Linked DNA regions of Homo sapiens: all the other regions are linked to region 1. Evidence: chromatin loops called from intact Hi-C (ENCODE). Cell type or tissue: heart left ventricle. All regions are shown on one strand. Links, peaks and the distances in the headings refer to the core of each region. The heading gives the core; the rest is flanking DNA.

The links. Peaks named below come from ENCODE experiments on the same cell type or tissue, not always from the same donor. Only the 100,000 strongest peaks of a DNase experiment are listed, where the experiment ranks them.
Region 2: it touches region 1 in a loop (5-fold over the local background); 27 of 110 quality-filtered maps call a loop at or near these places.
Region 3: it touches region 1 in a loop (2.6-fold over the local background); 24 of 110 quality-filtered maps call a loop at or near these places.
Region 4: it touches region 1 in a loop (8-fold over the local background); 78 of 110 quality-filtered maps call a loop at or near these places.

What each region holds. Positions count from the first base shown.
Region 1 is chr1:47,176,668-47,181,981 of GRCh38, forward strand. CYP4A22-AS1 (CYP4A22 antisense RNA 1) reads right to left here and starts at 2,956. Exons shown (of 6, transcript NR_199717.1): 1 at 2,523-2,956; 2 at 1,458-1,782; 3 at 261-402. LINC00853 (long intergenic non-protein coding RNA 853) reads left to right here and starts at 2,583. Exons shown (of 2, transcript NR_047498.1): 1 at 2,583-2,771; 2 at 3,201-3,672. RefSeq lists enhancers at 2,454-2,955, 4,581-4,725 and a cis regulatory region at 4,644-4,661. In heart left ventricle, for the core only: a CTCF peak has its summit at 2,654 (motif pointing right); a DNase peak (open chromatin) is centred at 2,634; H3K4me3 peaks cover 959 bases; H3K27me3 peaks cover 761 bases.
Region 2 is chr1:46,744,816-46,750,129 of GRCh38, forward strand. No RefSeq gene overlaps it. Among named protein-coding and RNA genes, the nearest start is that of EFCAB14, 28 kb to the left of the region's middle. RefSeq lists a silencer at 121-348. In heart left ventricle, for the core only: a CTCF peak has its summit at 3,067 (motif pointing right); no DNase peak of the experiment used is centred there; H3K27ac peaks cover 180 bases.
Region 3 is chr1:47,322,974-47,328,287 of GRCh38, forward strand. No RefSeq gene overlaps it. Among named protein-coding and RNA genes, the nearest start is that of CMPK1, 8.2 kb to the right of the region's middle. In heart left ventricle, for the core only: no CTCF peak of the experiment used is centred there; no DNase peak of the experiment used is centred there.
Region 4 is chr1:47,422,324-47,427,637 of GRCh38, forward strand. All of the region lies in intron 1 of LINC01389 (long intergenic non-protein coding RNA 1389), which reads right to left. Among named protein-coding and RNA genes, the nearest start is that of FOXE3, 8.7 kb to the left of the region's middle. In heart left ventricle, for the core only: a CTCF peak has its summit at 2,250 (motif pointing left); no DNase peak of the experiment used is centred there; H3K27me3 peaks cover 1,411 bases.

The DNA of each region.
Region 1 (5,314 bases), core at 107-5,106:
ATGGACTGCATGCTCTGCAAAGGCAAACACTGTTGGCTTCTTTATCTCCCCATTTCACACACACACACACACACACACACACACACACACACACACACACCCCAAAGAGAACCCTATGCTGGGGTAGAATTTGCAATAGATTTAAAGTCAAAAGGCCAGGGTTCAATGCCACTAGCTGGCTATGTGACCTTGGGCAAATCACTTTTCTCTCTCTGAGTCTGCATTTTTTTCCTCTAAAACTTGGGCTCAGTTGTAATCACCTGGTAGGATCATTGTGAGGCTCCAATCAGAAAGTGTCTTACACATCATACAGTAGCCCTCAGATTCAATGTAGAAAACAGCACCAGCAAATGTAAATTAGTACAACCATTGTGGAAGACAGTGTGGTGATTCCTCAAAGACCTAGAACCAGAAATAGCATTTGACCTAGCAATCCCATTGCTGGGTGTGTACCCAAAGGAATAAATCATTATATTATAAAGATACATGTGGCTGGGTGTGGTTGCTCATGCCTGTAATCCCAGCACTTTGGGAAGCTCAGGAGGGTGGATCATCTGAGGATAGGAGTTCGAGACCAGCCTGAACAACATGGTAAAACCCCGTCTCTACTAAAAATACAAAAAAACAAAAAAATTAGCCGGGTGTGGTGGCAGGCACCTGTAGTCCCAGCTACTCGGGAGGCTGAGGCACGAGAATTGCTTGAACCCGGGAGGAGGAGGTTGCAGTGAGCAGAGATTGCACCATTGCACTCCAGCCTGGGTGAGGGAGTAAGACTCCATCTCAAAAAAAATAAAAAAATAATGATACATGCAAGCATATGTTCATTGCAGCACTATTCACAGTAGCAAAGACATGGAATCAACCCAAATGCCCATAAATGATAGACTAGATAAGGAAAATATGGTACATATATACCATGGAATACTATGCAGACATAAAAAGGAATGAGATCATGTACTTTGCAGGGACATGGATGGAGCTGGAGGCCATTATCCTCAGCAAAGTAACACAGGAACAGAAAACCAAACACTGCATACTCTCACTTAAAAGTGGGATCTTTTAAGTGAACAAAAAAGAGGGGAACAACATACAGTGGGGCCTGTTGGGGCAGGGGTGGGGAGAGCATCAGGATAAATAGCTAATGCATGCTGGGCTTAATATCTAGGTGATGGGTTGACAGTTGCAGCAAACCACCATGTTTTTACCTATGTAACAAACCTGTACATCCTGCACATGTAGCCTGGAACTTAAAATAAAATTAAATTAAAATTAAAAAGAAAACAGCACCACCACCATCAAGGAAAGCCTGTTCCCAACCTCCAATTCCAGCTCACTAGCTCAGCCTGTCTCATTCCCCTTTTTCTCTCTCCCCTCTCCTCCCTGCCCCTTTCCTCACTTTGCCCCCACCTGTCCTCACCATCCCACCCCATACCTCCAAGCTCACAGCTAGAACTGACCAAAGGCCCAGTTATTTATTTACAAAGTCCATGTCCAGAACTGTACCAGCCTCAGCGGTGTGGAATAAACTGGTGTGGCCAGGTCCATTGTGCTGATGCCTCAAGAGATCCAGGCTGGTACAGATGGGTCTGGCACATTCTGTACCTGCCAGCCAAGCAGAGCATCCAGCTTACTTCTCACTCGACTCCTTACATAACGCTCGTCGGGTACTCTCCATTCCTTGGGCTTAAATTCCATAGTGTAATATTAGTAAACCAGGCTAAATGATCCTAAGGATCTTGCTAGCTCTGACGCACCGTGATCTTGCATCCAATTCAGTTCACTCTGTAATAAATAATCATAATAACAATAGTAATTTTCCAAATAGCTAACAGTTATTGTGTACTGTATGCTAAGCACTATTCTATGTATTTCATGTGAATGTTTAACATTCATAACACCACTTATCATGTAGACATCATTTACTGCCCTAATTTACAGTGAACTGGAGCTCCGAGAGTCACGTTGATTTAACCACAGTCCCAGGCTACCAAGTGTCCAAGCTGTGCTGCTTCCAAGCTGCCTGACCCAGACCTGAGCTCTTAACCTCTCAATGGGCATCCAGGTCGAAAGCAGAATCTCTGGCTCAAGTGCCGACTGCCCAGCTGTTTCAGAACTCCACCATGCACCCAACTGCTCCTCCAGGACTTCCCTACGGATGTGTTGCAGGCTCTGAAACGTCACACATCCACGCCGCATCCTCATCCCACACATGCTCCTGCTTGTCCCTGGCATCTGCCATTCTCAGTGCCATTCACTAGCCTATATGATGCCTTCGAATCAGAGGAAGTTACCTCTCCCTCCAGGGATACGGGCCCACACCTGGTCTCAGGGACCCTTTAGTGGAGGCACAGTCTATATAGCCCAGAGCAGTGCCCCTGATGCCATCGTCTTCCAATTTGCTCAGAGCAGACACTGGGATTCATCCTTAATATCTCTCTCTTCTCTCTCTCTCTCTCTCTCTCTCTCTCGCGGAGGCCCCACTGCCCTTGCATTCCACAGGAAGTCCCAGTTGCTGGCATGACCTGAGAGGTTCCTGGGACCACGCCATGGAAATGCGTCCGGTCCCAGTGTGACGGGGAAGAGCCGCGCCTGAAGCTCAACTTCCGAGGCTCTCATCAATCTACGCTTCCTTTGGAGCGTGCAGCCACCAGGTGGCAGCCGAGGCCACGGGCAGACAGAAAAGCTCCCGAAACTGAAGGACTGCCAGGCAGCAGAGTTCCGGAGGGCTCCCAGGACCTTCAACCAGAAAGAGACAGAGCATATGCGCATATGTATGTCTGAGCCCGTGCACGGAGGAGGAGTATGAACAGACACCGCGGGACAGATGGCTGGAGTTTAGTCCCTTCCTTCGGGGCTCTTCACCACTCCTTGGGCTTCCCTTCTCCTGTCCAGCCCTGTCCTGGGTGCACAGAGAGGGAAGTCACTCCATTCCTGCCCTTGAGGAGCTCCCAGACCCAGGGCAGGAGCAGGATGCAGACAAGTAGACAGCACCCTGGGGTGGGTGGAGTGAGTGGGGCAGGTGGGGCGGGTGCAAAGAGAGGGAGGAGCAGGGGCTGAAGTTGCCCGGAGGAAGTGCTGAACCCAGGAGTGGGGAAAGGAGCATCTGGGAAGAAATGGCATCTACGCTGATCATGGAGGGCTTTCTGGCAAGTCTCAGGAGCAATAATAACACGGATGTCATCTCTGTTTCCTCCCAGCAGCCCTGCAAGGAATGTACTATAGAGCCAATTTTACCGGCAAAGGAATGGAAGATCTGAAAGGCTAGGCGATCCCACAAGCATCGAGGAGCAGGCTGGAATTTGAACCAATCGGCATGATTCCCAAGCTCAAGCTTTTGGCCACCCCTGCACTGCCAGGGACAAAAAAAAAAAAAAAAAAAAACCCTGGGAGGAGAGCCAAGCTAGGGAGTCAAGACCCTCCAGCCAGGTCTGGATGGGAGGCAGGTGCCTCCACCCTGGTCCCAGAGCAAGTTCTGCTGGCTTCAGCCACCTGACTTCCCTGTGAAGGTGGGTAGAGGCCAGAGCAGACTGTGTGTGATTCTGGCCCCAGCCCCAGCACCTCTACCCCCACCTTTACTACCCCTAGGCTGCGGGAAGAGGCTTTGCCCAGCAATAGTCCTGATCTAATGGATCCTTGAAGCACAATAAACAGATAGTATTTCTGCATGTGTCACTCTGAGTATGACGGCAGTAATCTTGAAACTCCCCTTGACCACCTGGCACTCTGGAGACGGAACTCCACAGCCTGTTTTCAAAGCCAACTCCTGGCTGGAAGTTCCTCTTCAAGTCTAAATGAAGTAAGCAGTGCTGCAGTCTTCCCTCAACTGTGCAGTTGCTGGGTGGAGGCTTTTCTTTTCTGCCTGAGTTTGGGTATAACCTATAATGTAACCCTATGAAACTTACATGTTTTAGGTGGGAGAGGGGAAAACAAGGTGCAAGCCCTGTTCCAGGAAGAGCAAAAATGTCCTCAACAGTAAGAGGACATTCTGGGCTGAGAGCCAGGGCTTGAGGCAGCCTGCAATCCTGGCAGATAGCTGGTGGAAGGGACCACAGAGAGATGATACCACACACAGAAGTGAGACCAATGAGATCGTGGGAACTGCCCGGCCAAGGGTTGACATCAAGGAAGCTTAGGAGGCAGGGGACAGCTGGGAAGGGGACAACCAAGAGAACCAGCTGGAAACTGAAAAGGGATGCAAGAGAGAAAGAGGAGGTGGGCACTGAGCTCAGGTGGAGGAGGAGAAAGGCAAACAGGAGAGAGAGAGGCAGAGGATGAGACAAAAACAGAGGTGGAGAGACTGAGAAACAGGGAGACAGAGATGGATGGAGGCTGGGAGAGACAAAGAGGAGACAGGCCTGGGCAGGAGAGGTCCTACGTGGGGAGAAAAGGTTGGGAAGAGAGCAGGAAAGAGAGAAGGAGCACAGGTGTCTGGAGGTTCCCACCAGGCCCAGCCCACCCCTCCTGCAGGCTGGGTCTCTCCCTTGTCTGCCAATCACGAAGCTCAGGATCCCCTCCCTCAGGGCTGGGGGTGGAGAGCTCGCCTCCAGCCCCGCCCTAGTCCAGAGGCTCCCCCTCCCCAGGCCCTGGGAGGCTGCCCCTGGGACTGGCTGTGCAGCGATAGATGGTGGGGGCCCAGCTGGTGCGTTATCAGCCTTCTCCAGGAGCGCGCCTGAGCCACTCCGTGGCTGCCAGTCTGAGATTAGGCCCCCGGAGGGTCATTAAGCGCCACCCTGGCCCGGGCCCAGCCTCCTTTCCCTCCCCGATCTGGCCAGGCTGGCAGGTGGGAATGAGCGATAAGGATTGGGGGTCTCAGCAGTTCTGGGGCCAGCAGCTCCCTGCTCCCAGCACTCCCCTCTGGATCAGGGCAGGAACATGGGGTGAGGGTGAAGGGCTGTAAGGTCAGTGCCGGCCCAGCCCCTGCAGGAGCCCCTAGGGTTCCCACTCTCCTAGATCTGCCCATATTGAGCAAGACAGAATGAGAAGGGGGCCAAGGAGGCTCTTGGAGAGGCCTCAGACAGCTGCTGGGGAGCAAGGTGAGCCCAGGCAGAAGCAGGCTTCTCCTGGCAAAACCTCACAGGTGTGAGGGGCTGGGATTCACTTGCTGCAGGGAGACAGGGATGGTGGCTCTGCCTTCTGGCCCTGGCAGGCTGGTGGAGTGACCTGACTCGAACCCACTCCCACCCCCCAGGGACAACTGAGGGCAGAGCTGGGAGGAAATGTGGCCTCGTGCAAGGAGAATCGGATCCGGCAGTCAGAAGCTTCCCACCAGGAGACAGGAAAGGAAGAGGGGACTGTTTGTGCCTTAGCAGAGGCC
Region 2 (5,314 bases), core at 216-5,215, 430 kb before region 1:
CTCTGAATCTATGTTACTCGACACTGTCCTTGGGGGCTGTCCTTGGGAGCAGTAATATGCTAGGGGTTCATAGTAGAGCAGGTCATCACAGCTCTCCATAGCAGGGATGGCCATGTCTATTTTCCAGATGGGGAGACTGGCTCAGAGATTTAGTCATTTACCTGAAGCCATTGAGTTGTTAACTGGTTTGCCTGGGATTTGAACCTGGTCTGCTGGTTCCAACTCTCTTACCAGGCCCAGGACAAATGTCTGTTGAAGGATGTCAGGGCCCAGAGTGGATGCTTGGGAATAACAATAGCCACTTATTGAGCTCTGTGCTATGTTATATAAATAATTTACTTTTAATTTTTATTTACTTGTTTTATTTCACCACACCACAGATGTGGTCTATTTCTTTTATTTATTTTTGAAATTAAACATTTCGTCATACCACAGTACAGTTTATATAAATAATTTCATTTAATCCTCCTAACAACACTATAAGATGGGTACAATATTATCTGTCTTTTTCTTTTTCTTCAAGAGAAAAAGAAAAGTCTTGCTCTGTTGCTCAGGCTGGAGTGCAGTGGCATGATCATGGCTCACTGCAGCCTTGGCCTCCTGGCTCAAACAGTCTTCCTACTTCAGCCTCCCAAAATACTGGAATTACAGGTGTGAGCCACCACACCAAGTTTATTATCTCCTTTTTGAAATGAGCAAACAGACTCAGAGAAGTTAAGCAACTCACCATAGTAGCTATAAAGTGGAAAACCTTGGATTTGAACTCAGATTTAACTCCTAATACTTTTGTCTTAATCACTATTCTGTAATGCTTCCCCAGTGAACTGACAATTGAATGGGTTGGAGGAAGAATCGAGGTGCCTTCCTCAGTCTCCAGGGGGATTAGGAAGATCTCAGGGTTTTTTTTTTTTTCTTTCCCTGGAGAGGTTTGAGCATTAGACTTCTGGTTTTGGTTAACTCAGGAAGTCCTAGCCGTCTCTCCCGCAACATGCAGAGGCCCATTTTACATTCCAGGGCTCCTCAGCTGTCCTTAGGGGCAGTAATATGCTAGGGGTTCATAGTAGAGCAGGGTCATCATGGTAGCTACTGTCCTGGGACAGCCCTTATCAATTCAGGCAATTTTGGAGGTGGACTAAGACTTTTCTTTGGGTCCAAGGAATGAGCAGGCAGTTCTGATTCCTCAGGGATTATGGGGTCACTATCTACCCTAGCGACTTCCCCAGACTTGGCAGCAGATGGTCTGTAAGCCTTCACCTTGAGAATTCCCAAGAGACAGTCCCTCAAGGGACAGTCTTTGGCTCCTAGTCTTGTGCTGCATCCTTAAGGGGCTGGGAATAACCAGACCTAAGATTCAGGGGGTCACATTAATGAGCCTGGAATAGAGCCTAAGGGTAGTCAGGGGTGGGAGGAAATGTTACACTCTCTGTAGCAACATCTGTCCTATAATGCTATGGAATAATAGCAATGTCTTGTCCAGGAATCCTGAAATATTACTAGGGGAGATAATTCCATCTCAGACCTGAGCTATATGCTTTCTGCCATATAAGCATTATGGTTAACATTGAGCTTCCTGGAAGCTAGGGCACAAAGGGAACCACAATAGATATCAGCATTTAACTTCATGAAATTCTTGAAGTCCCATAAGATGTTAATAAGAGTGTCTGGAATAAGCAGTTCATTAGTCAAATAAACCTAGGAAATACTGCATATACTACACTCCATTCTGTTTGAGGAGTCCTAATGGCATTAAATAATGAAGGCTCTGACGCATCTTGCAGCAAAATTTATTTTTTACTCAGTTTCCCAAGTTTAATTGATCATGGAGCCCCTTTCCCATGGAAAATTTATTGACGTCTAGCAATAAATCAGCATTTTGAATAGTTCATTTTGGAAAATGCTTATTTATATGTTTTCCTTGTCAGACAAAAACATTTTCTTTCCTGATTTTAAATTCTAAGGAAGGGCTAAGTATACCTCGGTTTCCCTGCCAGTTTATTCCTGTTTGACTATTTGAACCTCCCTCTATCCCTGTAATTTTTTGTCCATACCCATGTCCTCAGGAGTTTCTATAGATTTAGGAAACCAGGGTAAGTTTCCTTGGTGGAAACCCAACTATGGTGATCTAACAAGTTTAGTGAGGTGAAGTCAAAATAAAGCTTTGGAGGTGAGGGTAATTGTGAAGCCCATTAGGGGTTGGCCCAGGAAATCTGGTGAGAAGGTATTACAATGTACAGCAGTCTCTTGAGAGTCTTACCCCAATATGAGGTGGTTTCTATACTTGGAGACAGCTGTGGTTTTAGCCTGTGGACTCTGGCGACCCCTTTCCACATTTCCCTGTTCACTGCTTTGGGGAAGATGGCCTTGAGGGGCAGAAAGGAGGATTATACCAAGATATGCAATAGTTGGAGACCTATTGGTCATTCTGGACGTGGCTTCAGCCTCTGCACTTTTAGGGATGAAAAACTGGGGGTCTTGGAACAGGCCAACAGAACAGCAGGTCTTTTCTTGTTTCCTCTGGGCACACAGAGTCCCCATCCCATAGCATCAATAACTGCCTGAAGCATGACTTGTCTCCCTGACTGGATTGGAGCTCCTCAAGGATGGGGGCAGCTTCTTATATTTCTCATGCCCCTTCCCCACCACACGAGGTGCTCATGCTGGGTGCTCATGAGCACATACCCAGCCAGCATGAGCACCTAGCGTGGTGGGGAAGGGACATCAGAAAGTGCCTGATCACTAACATTTATGCGTAGCTCAGGTTTTCTAAAAAGTTCCATAGACATAATCTCATTTGGGATTCACAGCAACACTGTGAAACATGTCAGAGATTATCACCCCATTTTATAGCCAAGGAAACAAAGTCTCAGAGAGGTGAAGTGATGCATCCAACTTCACACTGTTGGTAAGTAGCTGGTGGTCTATACGCTACATCACATCTGCTGCCTTTGGAAGGATTCACCCTGAGGTTCAATATAAGAGGATTCTTAGTCTAGGTAGGGGGCGGGGAGCTGTGTCTGGTCTTAGCATCCTGCGATTCTCTCCTCAGTGGAGACTGCCTCTTTTGACCAGCAGAGGGAAGCATGGAAACACAGAGCCTTCCAAAGCCTAGGACTGTTTAGGTTCACCCTCACAGTATGTGATTAGAGCCTCAGCAGAGTTCTAGGCAAAGAATACTGACTGCCATTTGCTGCACACCCACTCTGTGCCCAATTACTATAATACATATTATTTATAACTCCTAAAGCAGCTCTCCATGGCAGGGATGGCCATCTCTATTTTCCAGATGGGGAAACTGGCTCAGAGATTTAGTCATTTACGTGAAGCCATTGAGTTGGTAACTGGTTTGCCTGGGATTTGAACCAGGTCTGCTAGTTCCAACTCTCTTAGCAGGCCCAGGACAAACGTCTGTTGAAGGAAGTCAGGGAAGGGTCTTCTTCCCTCCCAGCCATCCTACTTCTCCAAGTTCATACCACACAGTGCTGAGTGCAGCTCCTTAGCTCAAGGAAGAGGTCATGCTGCAGTCCGCCTCCTACCTCCCAATTCTGTCACTGCTCAGCGTCTCATACCTTCCTTTCCTTTTTTTCTGCACCTCCCTCTACTTCTTTTCCATCCAAAGCTGGGACAGGCAGCAGGCGCATGGGGCCAGAGGCTGGAACACTGGACTGGGCTGAATCTGGATCTCTGGTCTCTGACCTTGTTGATTATCCTGGTCTTGCTGCTGTTCCCTCTGCTCCCCCAAACCCCTGCATCCAGGTACTCCTCCATGGCCACTGCCCTAATATAAGCCTCCATCATCTCTTGCCAGCCTTTCTCACTGATGTTCCACCCTCTGGTCCACCTGCATAAATTAATATCCCCATAATAATCATATTAATGAGGATCTAACTCCTCACATCGCTCCTCACATAGCAGCCAGAGTGGACATTACTGCCAATGCCTTAATTCCCTTAAAGCCTTCTGATGCTCCCCATGGCCTGTAGGGTAAAGCCCCAACCCTGCTCCATCCCTGCAAGGCCAGGGATGACCTGGGCTGGCCTGCCCCTCCAGCCTCCTCCCTCAGCCTGCCCCATCCTCATGCTCACTACCCCAGGTTTATCCAACAACTGGCCAGCTGTACTCCGCCTCAATGGCCTTGTCTACCTAAACTATGTTCCCTGCTAGGGAGTGCTCATTTATCTTTCCAGACTCATTTCTATGGCCCCTCTTCTAGAAAGGCTTTCATGACTTTCCTTTCCACCCTGGTTGGAACAAATTTCTTCTCCACTCCCCTCACCTTGGTCCCAGCAGCAAAAAATGCGTAACTGCCTTGATTTGTTCTGTGTCTTTCTTTTCCACTCATCTGTGAGCTACTGGAGGGCAGGGATCATGTTCGAGATAACTGTGTGTTCCCAGCCCTTGTGCTGGGCTGGCACACAGTAGTAGCTTAGTGGGTGAACTTGACCTCAGATGGCTTTACTGCTCAGGCCCATGGCTTTGGGTTCCTGCTGCTTCAATCTCCTCCTGGGTGATGGGAAAACATTGCAAAGATGCATGAAGAAAGAACTAGCCTCAGTGTCCCTGCTGGTCAGGGTTTTCCTTCCTCCAGAACCCAACACACAGTTAGGGCACACCTCCTCCCACCCTCCTCACCCTGCCATAGCCTGAGGGAGATCCTGTCTTTGAATTCTGCCTTGGTATAAGCTTTGAGGTCTATTCCCTCCTGCCTCCTTCCTCAACCACTTTCCTTTCCAAAAGTCTGCCCACAAGTCTTTATAAAATCTCTGTGTAGCTCCTGGCCTCTTGTATTACTCATCATCTTTTCTGTCATTTATCGGAAGAGAGGGAGAGGGACAAGATGAGGTTGGAGATAGAAGAAGGTGAGTAATACATTTATGTTCCAGGGCTTCCATCTTTTCAGTGAAGTGGAGAGCACTGATTAAGCAAAAGTAATTCCTCCTCTTCTGCACTTGCTGCTGGAAACAGTTGGGAACCTCAATATCTTCCTGAGGGAGGGTCCTAGAGGCAGCTGGCTAGAATAGTCAAGCCCCAGGCTTTTTCTGGGGGTCTTATTTTGGCAGAATCTAATTCACATTTTCTGCCCTTGTTGTGTCCTCTCCCACTGTCAGACACGTTTGTACTATGTATGGTTTGATTGTTTTATTATTAGGCACTAACCATGTTGTAGAGGAACCCATTTCGCAATCCATCTGTGCTGATTTTAACTGCCTGGCTTCGTTTGGGAGTTTTGATCACTGAAGAAACCATTACCCACTTCTGGGTGTGTCTGGCAGAGCTGTAGTCGGTCCCAATGCCAATTCCAGACACTCATTCCCAA
Region 3 (5,314 bases), core at 91-5,090, 150 kb after region 1:
TTTTTTTTTGAGATGGAGTCTTGCTCTGTCACCCAGGCTGGAATGCAATGGCGCCACCTCGGCTCACTGCAACGTTCGCCTCCCGGGTTCAAGCAATTCTCCTGCCTCAGCCTCCTGAGTAACTGGAATTACAGGCACCCACCACCATGCCCAGTTAATTTTTGTATTTTCAGTAGAGACGGGGTTTCACCATGTTGGTCAGGCTGGTCTCAAACTCCTGACCTCAGGTGACCCACCCACCTCGGCCTCCCGAAGTGCTGGGATTACAGGCGTGAGCCACACCGCACCTGGCCATTCATGTGTCATTTCAAGACACTGTGGAATTGCTATTACTTTTGGCCCTTACAGAGAAAAGCTACTGGTTTTATTTTTTAAATTTCCAAGTTCTTTAGTTTGCTTCACAGATAACCATTTCCAGTTTGTCATTTTTTTAAAAGTATGAATTTGTTGCATAAACAATGTTATAACAAGAAAAAAATTGTAAAAGGAAAAATTCATCCAGAATTCTATATTCTAACTGCTGTAGACTGAATATTTGTGTTCCCCACAAAATTCATATGTTGAAGTCCTAACCTCTAATATGATAGTAAGTAGCTGGAGCCTTTGGGAGGTGATTAGGTCATGATGGCAGAGCCTTCATGAATGGGATTAGTACCTTATAAAAGAAACCTCCAGAGAGCTCCCTTGCTCCTTTCTGCCCTGTGAAGTCACACGGAGAAAATGGCTGTTTATGAACCAAGATAGCAGGCCCTCACTAGATACCAAATCTGCCAGCTCCTTGATCTCTAACTTCCTATCTTTGAGAGCTGTGAAAAATAAATTTCTGCTGTTTATAAGCTACCTGTTTATGGTATTCTGTTATAGCAACCCAAAGACATCAATTGTTTTTCCTTATTCCTTTTCAGTCCCTGTCCACATGACATGGTCTTTATGATTAGACTAAGTAAATGTTCAGTGCTATAAACCCTGATGGTGCCTGCTAACAGACTGGCTATGGGGATTAAAGAGCTATTGTTATCACCAGGAACAGGGAAGTTGGAATCTGTTATTTCTCCTCTTCCTGGTTCTGTTACTTATTACTGTACTAAGTTTCTCCAAACACCCAACTTTCCCTTTCTCAATTTACACTTCTAAGCTAAATTGTACTACTGATTTTTAAAAACAACTACAGCTTTGCTTTTAAGACACATATTTTTATTTTATTTATGTCTTTTTTTTTAAAAAAAAAGATGGGGTCTCTCTCTGTCACCCAGGTGGGAGTGCAGTGGCACGATCTCAGCTCACTGCAGCTTCAACTTCCTGGGCTCAAGTGATCCTCCCACTTCAGCCCCCTCTCCGTCCCAAGTAGCTGGGACTACAGGCGTGCACCACCACACCAGGCTAATTTTTGTATTTTTTTGTAGAGATGGGGTTTCACCATGTTGCCCAAGGTGGTCTCAAACTCCTGAGCTCAGGAGATCTACCTGCCTTGGCCTCCCAAGGAGTGCTGGGATTACAGGCGTGAGCCACTGCACCCGGCCTTAAGAAACATATTTTTAAAGAAGATTGCTAATCTGTCAATTTATGCCAAATTCCTTTTAGACACTTAAAAATCTTAGAAGAGGCAACAATTACAATTTATGTCTCAAGTCATGTTGACTTATTTTACTTATTTTTTAAAGTTTGGATTATTTGGAATGAATACAATGATCAAATATCACATACTGGTAAATTCTCTAAAAGTATTTGCTAAACTGAGCTAATGTACCATCATCCTGATTTTGCAGACAAAGAAATTGCAGGTATAACCAACCTACCTAAGCTTGTAAAGTTAGCAAAGATGCTGTAAATTCAGCTAAAGACAGTCAGTCTCCCTTCACTGGTCTGCCTGCAGTTCTGCAGTATGAAGCTAAGCTCAGCTGACAAAGTCACTCCCAGGAGAGCAGTCATATTGTCTGCTGCCAGATTTGTCACATCACATTTTTTTTTTTTTGAGATGGGCTGGGCGTGGTGGCTCAGAGATGGAGTCTCACTTTGTCACCCAGGCTAGAGTGCAGTGGCATGATCTCATCTCACTGCAACCTCCACCTCCCGGGTTCAAGCGATTCTCCTGCCTCAGCCTCCCAAGTGGCTGAGATTACAGGTGTGTACCACCACTGCCAGTTAATGTTTGTATTTTTAGTAGAGATGGGGTTTCACCATGTTGGCCAGGCTGGTCTCGAACTCCTGACCTCAGGTGATCCACCCACCTCGGCCTCCCAAAGTGATGTGATGTGGGCCAGACGTGGTGGCTCACACCTGTAATCCCAGCACTGGGAGGCCGAGGTGGGCGGATCACCTGAAGTCAGGAGTTTGGGACCAGCCTGGCCAACATGGTAAAACCCCATCTCTACTAAAACACAAAAAATTAGCTGGGTGTGGTGGTGTGACCTGTAGCCCCAGCTACTGGGGAGGCTGAGGCAGGAGAATTGTTTGAACCCGGGAGACGGAGGTTACAGTGAGCCGAGATTGTGCCATTGTATTCCAGCCTAGGTGACAGAGCGAGACTGTGTCTCCAAAAAAAAAAAAAAAATACTATGTTTCCCTGAACTAATGTTCAGAATCTTTGAGAACAGGTCCTTTGATAAAGCCTCACAACAATAACCAAGCAAATCTGAGTAGCAGGGACCTTCATTTTAGAAACTCTATTAAGTATCAGGTTATGCAATGTACTAAGCATCACTCCAGGAAATAGATTACAATATAATAGACAGCTATGAAGGCCTGAAGACAAAGCATGCACCTGCTTGCTTAAGAGAGTGAATCATGTAACAATAACACACGGTCATGCTCTTAGTTCAATGCTGTACAAAGAGTAATCAGACAGAGTCCCTTCCTTCATAGAGCTCTAAATCTAGTGTGGAGATACCCATAACAACATAGGCCTACAACAGAAATAACAAGGGACGTGATGGGGGAGGGTAGAAGCACAAAAGAGGTACACCTAACCCAGTCTTGGGAGGTTGTTTTTTTTTTTTTTTTTTTTGAGACGGAGTTTCGCTCTTGTTGCCCAGGCTGGAGTGCAACGGCGTGTGCCTGTAATCTCAGCTACTTAGGAAGCTGAGGCAGGAGAATTGCTTGAACCCAGGGGGCGGAGGTTGCAGTGAGCCGAGATCGTGCCACTATACTCCAGTCTGGGCGACAGAGCCAGATTCTGTCTCAATCAATCAATTTTTCAAAAGAGATGGGGTCTCACCATCTTGCCCAGGCTTGTCTTGAACACCTGAGCTCAAGTGATCCTCCTGCCTTGGCCTCCTAAAGTACTGGGATTACAGACATGAGCCACCATGCCCAACTTTTTTTCTTTTCTTTTTTTTTTTGAGACAAGGTCTCACTCTGTCATCCACGCTGGAGTGGCATGATCACTGCTCACTGCAGCCTCAACCTCCCGGGCTCAAGCAATCCTCCTGCCTCAGCTTCCTGAGTAGCTGGGATCACATCTGTCTAATTTTTCTAATTTTTTCTAAAGACAGGGTCTCACTAGATTGCCCAGGCTCAAGCTGAATTCTGAAACATGAATATAACATAGGCAGCAAAGGGGAGTAGTCAAGTCTGGGAAAATGAAAGTATGGGAACAGATATCTATCTCTAAGAGGCAATTATGATAAATAGGATTGATGAATGGTGACAAAGCTTATTTCCTAATCCCCTACAAAGGGTGCTAGGAACATAGATATACCCTGGGAATAGTATGCAGGTACTGAATGTATGTGAAAAGACCTAATGTACTCAATGATAAACATCTATGGGTAAGGGTGGGTTTTAAGGATAGCTCTTGCTATACATCTTTCTGAGATCAGTCTTCTGGTCTGTAACATAACATATTTTGACGGGATTTTTGTGAGTATGGAACTTTTCATGGAGTCAGTGTTGTATAGAAATGCACATTTTAAAGTCATACATGCTGAATTTGAATTTGACTTTGTCATCTATTGCCTTGTGGGGTTTTTTTGTTGTTGATTTTTTTTTTTTGAGACGGAGTTCCACTCTTGTTGCCCACGCTGAAGTGTCATGGCGCGATCTTGGCTCACCGCAACCTCCATCTCCCAGGTTCAGGCGATTCTCCTGCCTTAGCCTCCCGAGTCGCTGGGATTACAGGCGCCCGCCACCACACCCGGCTAATTTTGTATTTTTAGTAGAGACAGGGTTTCTCCAAGTTGGTCAGGCTGGTCTCAAACTCCCGACCTCAGGTGATCCACCTGCCTCAGCCTCCCAAAGTGCTGGGATTACAGGCGTGTGGTGAGCCACCGCGCCTGGCATTGCCTTGTGGTCCTGGCTCTATGTAAAACGATAGTACTAACTTCACAGCATTATGAGAATTTCATAGGCAAGGCAAGGCTGATATTTAACTAATACCCAACTGGAAAGGCTGTATTGGTGATTAAAATATTGAAACACGCGGGGCGCGGCGGCTCACGTCTGAAATCCTAGCACTTTAGGAGGCTGAGCTGGGTGGATCACTTGAGCCCAGGAGTTTGAGACCAGCCTGGGTAACATGGCAAAATCCTGTCTCTACAAAGAATAGAAAAATAAGCGAGGCATGGTGGTGCATACCTGTAGTCCCAGCTACTCAGGAGGTCGAGGCTAAAGTGAGCTGTGATGCGCCACTACACTCTAGCCTGGGCAGCAGAGTTAGACCTCGTTTCAAAAATAAAGAAACAACAAAAATATTGAAACATTTACATATGAGTTGGCATATGGCTACTTCCCTAAGCACTTCCAGTGTCCTCCAACTCTCCCCTGGGACACACTGGACCTCCCCACAATCTAGCAATTAGAAGATATCTGAGGCCAGGTGCGATGGCTCACACCTGTAATCCCAGCACTTTGTGAGGCCGAGGAGGGCAGATCACCTGAGGTCAGGAGTTCAAGACCAGCCTGACCAACATGGCAAAACCCTGTCTCTACTAAAAATGCAAAGTCAGCCGGGCGTGGTGGCGCATGCCTGTAATCCCAGCTACTCAGGAGGCTGAGGCAGGAGAATTGCTTGAACCCAGGAGGTGGAGGTTGCAGTGAGCCGAGATTGCACATTATACTCTAGCCTGGGCAACAAGAGTGAAAGTATGTCTCAAACAAACAAACAAACAAAAAGACAGCACAGAAATCTTTACAGGTATTCTGATAGATTTATTTTAAAAGTTGGAATATTATCCAAAAAATGCCTGGCACATAGTAGACATTTTTTTTTTTTTTTTTGAGACGGAGTCTCGCTCTGTCACCCAGGCTGGAGTGCAATGGTGTGATCTCGGCTCACTGCAACTCCGCCTCCCAGGTTCAAGTGATTCTCCTGCCTCAG
Region 4 (5,314 bases), core at 143-5,142, 250 kb after region 1:
ACTAAACAAAAACTATATATATATATATATATAGTTTTGCTGAGACTACATCACTTGCTCCGTGAATGTGGCTCTGACTTCTCCATAGCAGGTTTTCTGGGTTTGTCATTCCTCGGGCCATGTGATGACTAAAGTCACCATTTTTAATTTTATTGATTGATTGATTAACACAGGGTCTCACTCTGTCACCCAGGGTGGAGTGCAGTGGTGCAGTCATACCACACTGCAGCCTTGACCTCCTGGGTTCAATCGATCCTCCCGCCTCAGCCTCTCGAGTAGCTGAGACTACAGGCTTGCACCACCATGCCTGGCTAACACCATTTTTTCCTTTTGAATGAACTGCAGGCATTCCTTCATGTAGCAGGCCATGATACCAATGGGCCCAAATACAGCATATATGTATAAAATCTACATTGTTTTTTTGCCTCATCTCAAGATTAAAGTAGCATTACCTGATAATAAATGGAAATAAAGACTTCAAGTATTAGGTATCTCTTACAAGGAAGTCATCTAAGTGATCCAGAATATGCTTATATGAATGTGCTTATTATAGCGAAAAAAACCAACATTCAAAAAGTTTTATAAATTCCCACATGAATAAGAATATATTCTTGGGCCAGGTGCGGTGGCTCACACCTGTAATCCCAGCACTTTGGCCGAGGCGGGCGGATCACCTGAGGTCAGGAGTTCAAGACCAGCCTAACCAACATGGAGAAACCCCATCTCAACTAAAAATACGAATTAGCCGGGCATAGTGGTGCATGCCTGTAATCCCAGCTACTCGGGAGCTTGAGGCAGGAGAATCGCTTGAACCCAGGAGGCGGAGGTTGCGGTGAGCCAAGATTGCACCATTGCACTCCAGTCTGGGCAGCAAGAATAAAATTCTGTCTCAAAAAAAAAAAAAAAGTATATATTCTTGGACCATACTTCAAACTAAGCAATTAAACATTTTAAAACATTTATCTAAATAAATAACTCTTTGGTTAGAAGAAAGTTGTCATTACAGACTATTTATAAATTAATAAAGGTAAGAACAGTACATATTAAAATCTAAAGAATGTAGTCAAACTTGTGCTCAGAGGAAATTTCATAGCCCTAAATATGTCACGGACACAGAGTTAGAGGGGCCCTGGGGTGGGGTAGGGAGACCAGTTACAAGGCTACTGCAGCATCCAGGCAGGAAAGGGTGGTGGTTTGGTAGAGGTGGAGGTGCAAGTGGAAAAAAGTAGATATGCAAAGCTATATAGAAAGAATCAGCCATTGGCTAACATCATCCTAATCTACCATCCTAATCTACCAAGGCCAAACGCTTTCCCATTTAATCATAGCCTCAGGCCAACCCTGAAAGCTTGGAGTGGTCATTTTGCTGGTAGTCACCGCTGATCTGGCTTGCCTAATTTAAAGAGTAACTAATTTCAATATACCTATTAGCCCAGAAGGAACAGACAACATTGTCAGAGATGGTTCCTCCACTGCTCCCACCAGAGGGCACCTAGGTTAGCTGTTTTTTTCCTGTGAATTCTGTCAAACCATTGAGGAACCTATTTCTCTAGTTACATAAATTGCTCCAGAACACAGAAAAAATGGAAGTCATCCCAATTCTACGGACTATGTTATCTAATTATGTTATCAAAACCTGATAAAGGAATACACAAAATATAGCCTAATCTCACATATGAAAGATGATGCAAAACTTGTCAGCAATATATCAGCAAATTAAACTTAGTAATGTATTACAAAAAAAATATGCAATCGTGCAGTTTATTCCTGGAATGCAAAGATGGCATTCTTAGAATTATTTGCTCCCCATTGTAGGAACTGTGCATCATCACCTTTATAGATGATGAAAATCAGGCTCAGAAAGGTTAAGTGACTTACCCAGGTCAAGCTGCAAAGTGACTGACCCAGGACTTGCTTCCAGGTCTGCCTGGCTTCAAAGTCATTCTCCTTTCTCTCAGGAAGAAACAAGTGGAGGTGGAAACTTGGATGAAAAGCCCCAGGCACCAATAAAATTATTCAGTTCACCCTAATATCCTCCTCCCCTACACCCGCACCCACTGTCCCGATCTTGAAAAGAGCCTTTCCAGCCGTGATGACAGGTCTTTGGTTTCCTCTTTTTTTGTCTGTCTTCCACTCCCCACACCCTTTTCACACCCGAATACTCCTCTCTCCCCTTTCCCTCTTTCTAATCTCCTTTCTCCCATCAATTTTTGGAGATAAAAGCGCCACCTATTGGCCACCTCGTGTGCACCTGATTTGAGCAGGAAATCACTGGAATGAAGTCAGGATCCATTTGGATGCTATTTTGGGCTGGCAGGAGCCCCTGGTGGCTGAAAGGCACTTGCTCCAGCAGGGAAACCAATTGTTTGGTGCAGAAGAGGAAAACTAGCTGCAGTTCCCACCTCCTCTAGAAAACCCTCCCAGATCTTTCACCCTCCCCACTTCCTCTTGACAGGCTTTGGTAGTTGCTCCACTGCAAATGGAATTGGAATGGGTGTGAGGTTGGTGGCCCTAGGTGCAGACAATTTATCTACTCTGTAAGAGGGAGACAGAGGAAAGGGGGCTGGGCTGGAGGCAGAAAACCTGGGGTCTAGTCTCAGGTCAAACACTTAGGCAAGTCCTTTACTTTCTCTGCACTTCATAGCAATTACTGCCTCTCCCCAAGTCCCTTGATTGTGCCAGGTCCTGTGCTCTTTCCCAGCTGAGGACTCAGAGATGTATCAGACACTGTCCCCGCTCAGAGAGCTCAAATATTGGCAGATGACAATATAGTATGTAGAATGCTTTATGAGATGAGGGGTTGCTAGGTCTCCTTGGTCACTCACCAATTCCAGCCTCTATCCTGACTCAGCCTCAGTCTACCTCGAAATAGAGAATGTGCCCGATCCTCTCTGTCTGGGTAGGGATGGCCTTTGTGACTGCTAAAGCATTGTGATGATGGGTGAGGATTTTCTACCCTGCCTGACTGGGGCTTCCCAGACAGCGCCTGTGTCTTCTCTGTTCCACTATGTCCCTCACTGGGCAGCCTGGCCAGAGCTGGGCATACTGCAGCTTTGGTTTGAACTGCCCTTATCTGGAGGCTGGACTTGGGGTTTAGGGAGTTGATGAGACTTAGAGACAAGAGGCCTGGACCCTGCTTGAGGGAGACACAGGTCCCACCCTGGGCATCAGTCTGTCTCCCTTGAGTTATGAAGGGGCTGGGGTTTTGTGAGCTTCACAAAGGAATGCTTCCTGAAGGTGGTGGGTTGGAGTTCTGAAAGGAGGGAGGGGAGGGCCTGCTGCTCCTGTTCCTGTGAAATCCCTTCTTCCTCTATCCATCCTAACCCCTGTCCAGCTGGCAGACTTTCAAAGTAATTTAGATGGGACGAACAGAGGGAGGGAGCCAAAGACAGAGGGATGGGAACAGAACAGGAAGGAGGAAAGGCAGAAAATCTGGGGTCCTAGCTAGCAGACTCAACTGCTTCCCTGTCTGATGGGCAGGCAGATGATACTCACAGGCACCTCACATGTCTGGCTTCACGTCCCTTGCTTTCAACATTCATAGCCACCAACCATATTTTCAAGTTGGAGCCCATAAAAAGTGTTCAGCTCATAGTAATGGTTTTTATTCTTATGTTCTGCACACTCAGTCTTAGTTATTGAAATAATCCAACTGTTTCTTTTAAAGTTTTTAATTGTTGAATAAGTAATACATTCACTTCACTTTACAAATATAAAAAAGTCATCCATGAAGTCTCCCATTTGTTTCCAATTTGCCCTAGTGTATAATCAGTTACTAGATTTTTATTCATCCTTCTAGATATTTTTGTTTCATACGTAAACCAATACAAGTATACATTATTTTCTCCTTGAAAAACACAATTGGATGCATGTTTACACTGTTCTATATATCTTGAAATTTTTTTTTCACTCAACAATGTATCTTGGCTGGGTGCAGTGGCTCATGCATGCAATCCCAGCACTTTGGGAGGCCAAGGTGGGTGGATCACTTGAGGTCAGGAGTTCGAAACCAGACTGGCCAACATGGTGAAACCCTGTCTCTGCAAAAAATACAAAATTAGCCAGGTGTGGTGGCACTTGCCTGTAATCCCATTACTCGGGAGGCTGAGGCAGAAGAATCGCTTGAACCCGGGAGGTGGAGGTTGTAGTGAGCCAAGATCACATCACTGCACTCCATCCTGGGAGACAGAGCGAGACTCCGTCTCAAAAACAAAAACAAACAACAAACAAACAACGTATCTTGGTGCTTTCTCCAGCTGAGTACATAAAGAACTTCTATATTCTACTTTTACAGTATACTGGTCCCTTTTTCAGATGTTTCATTATTTGCTTAACCTGTCCTTGATAGACATTTATGTTGTTTCCAACCTTTTGACATTCCGAACAGCACCACAATGTGACTTTGTACATATGTCATACCATATGTGTGCAGGTATACCAGCAGGAGAAATCCCTGGAAGTGGATTTCCATGCAGCCTTTGTCAAGGCACTACGTCCCCTGTGTGGTCACACTGGCTCCTTTCAACAGCAGTCCTCTTTTATTTCTCAAAGGGACCCTTGATGACCACAGTCAGATTTTCACCTTCTCAAACCCGACTGCCTTCTTCTCCAGGGCCTTTCCATCAGTCTGCCACCAGTCCCTTCACAAGGTATCCTGGCCTCTGGATTTGGGAAGCATGGGTACTTGCCATGCCCACCCTGGGGTGTGCTGTGCCGTGGCTGTCAATCCATTCAGGGTGGTGGCTCCTTTTCCTTTTTAGCCCCCAAATCCTGGGCATCCATGGCAGGTATAGGGAACCAGCTTTTTGGACCTCCACCATTCAGGCCTCCAGGCTTCCTGCCAAATGGTGCTGTCTCCCCATCTGGGTCCCCAGTTGTGACTCCTTTCTTCTGACCATAGGATAATGCTGTAAGATCTGCTCCACTACTGTTTCAGATTTCCCATTTCATTGCCTCTAGTCCCCCAGATATGAGTGGCCCCAACTTTGAAGGAAGGTGTGGATGAGGAAAGATCACACAGAGCCCCTGTGAGAGGTGTTCATGTAACTAATGGGGAGTCAAATTTCAAGGCTGGAAATGAGGCCCTTGGCAGACTGGGAACCTCTGGGTTGCCCAGGCCTGTGATGTCAGCTCATGTAGCAGTTGTCACCATTTTGGGCTGACCTAGGCAGAGGATGAGGAGTAGCCTGTTCCAGCAGACCTTGAGGGGGCTGGGCAGGGCAAGGCCAGGCAGTAACATGATGATTATTGTTGTGATAGGTATGGCACAGTAGTTAAGAGCCCTGATTCTAGACCCAGATTGTCTGTGATGGAG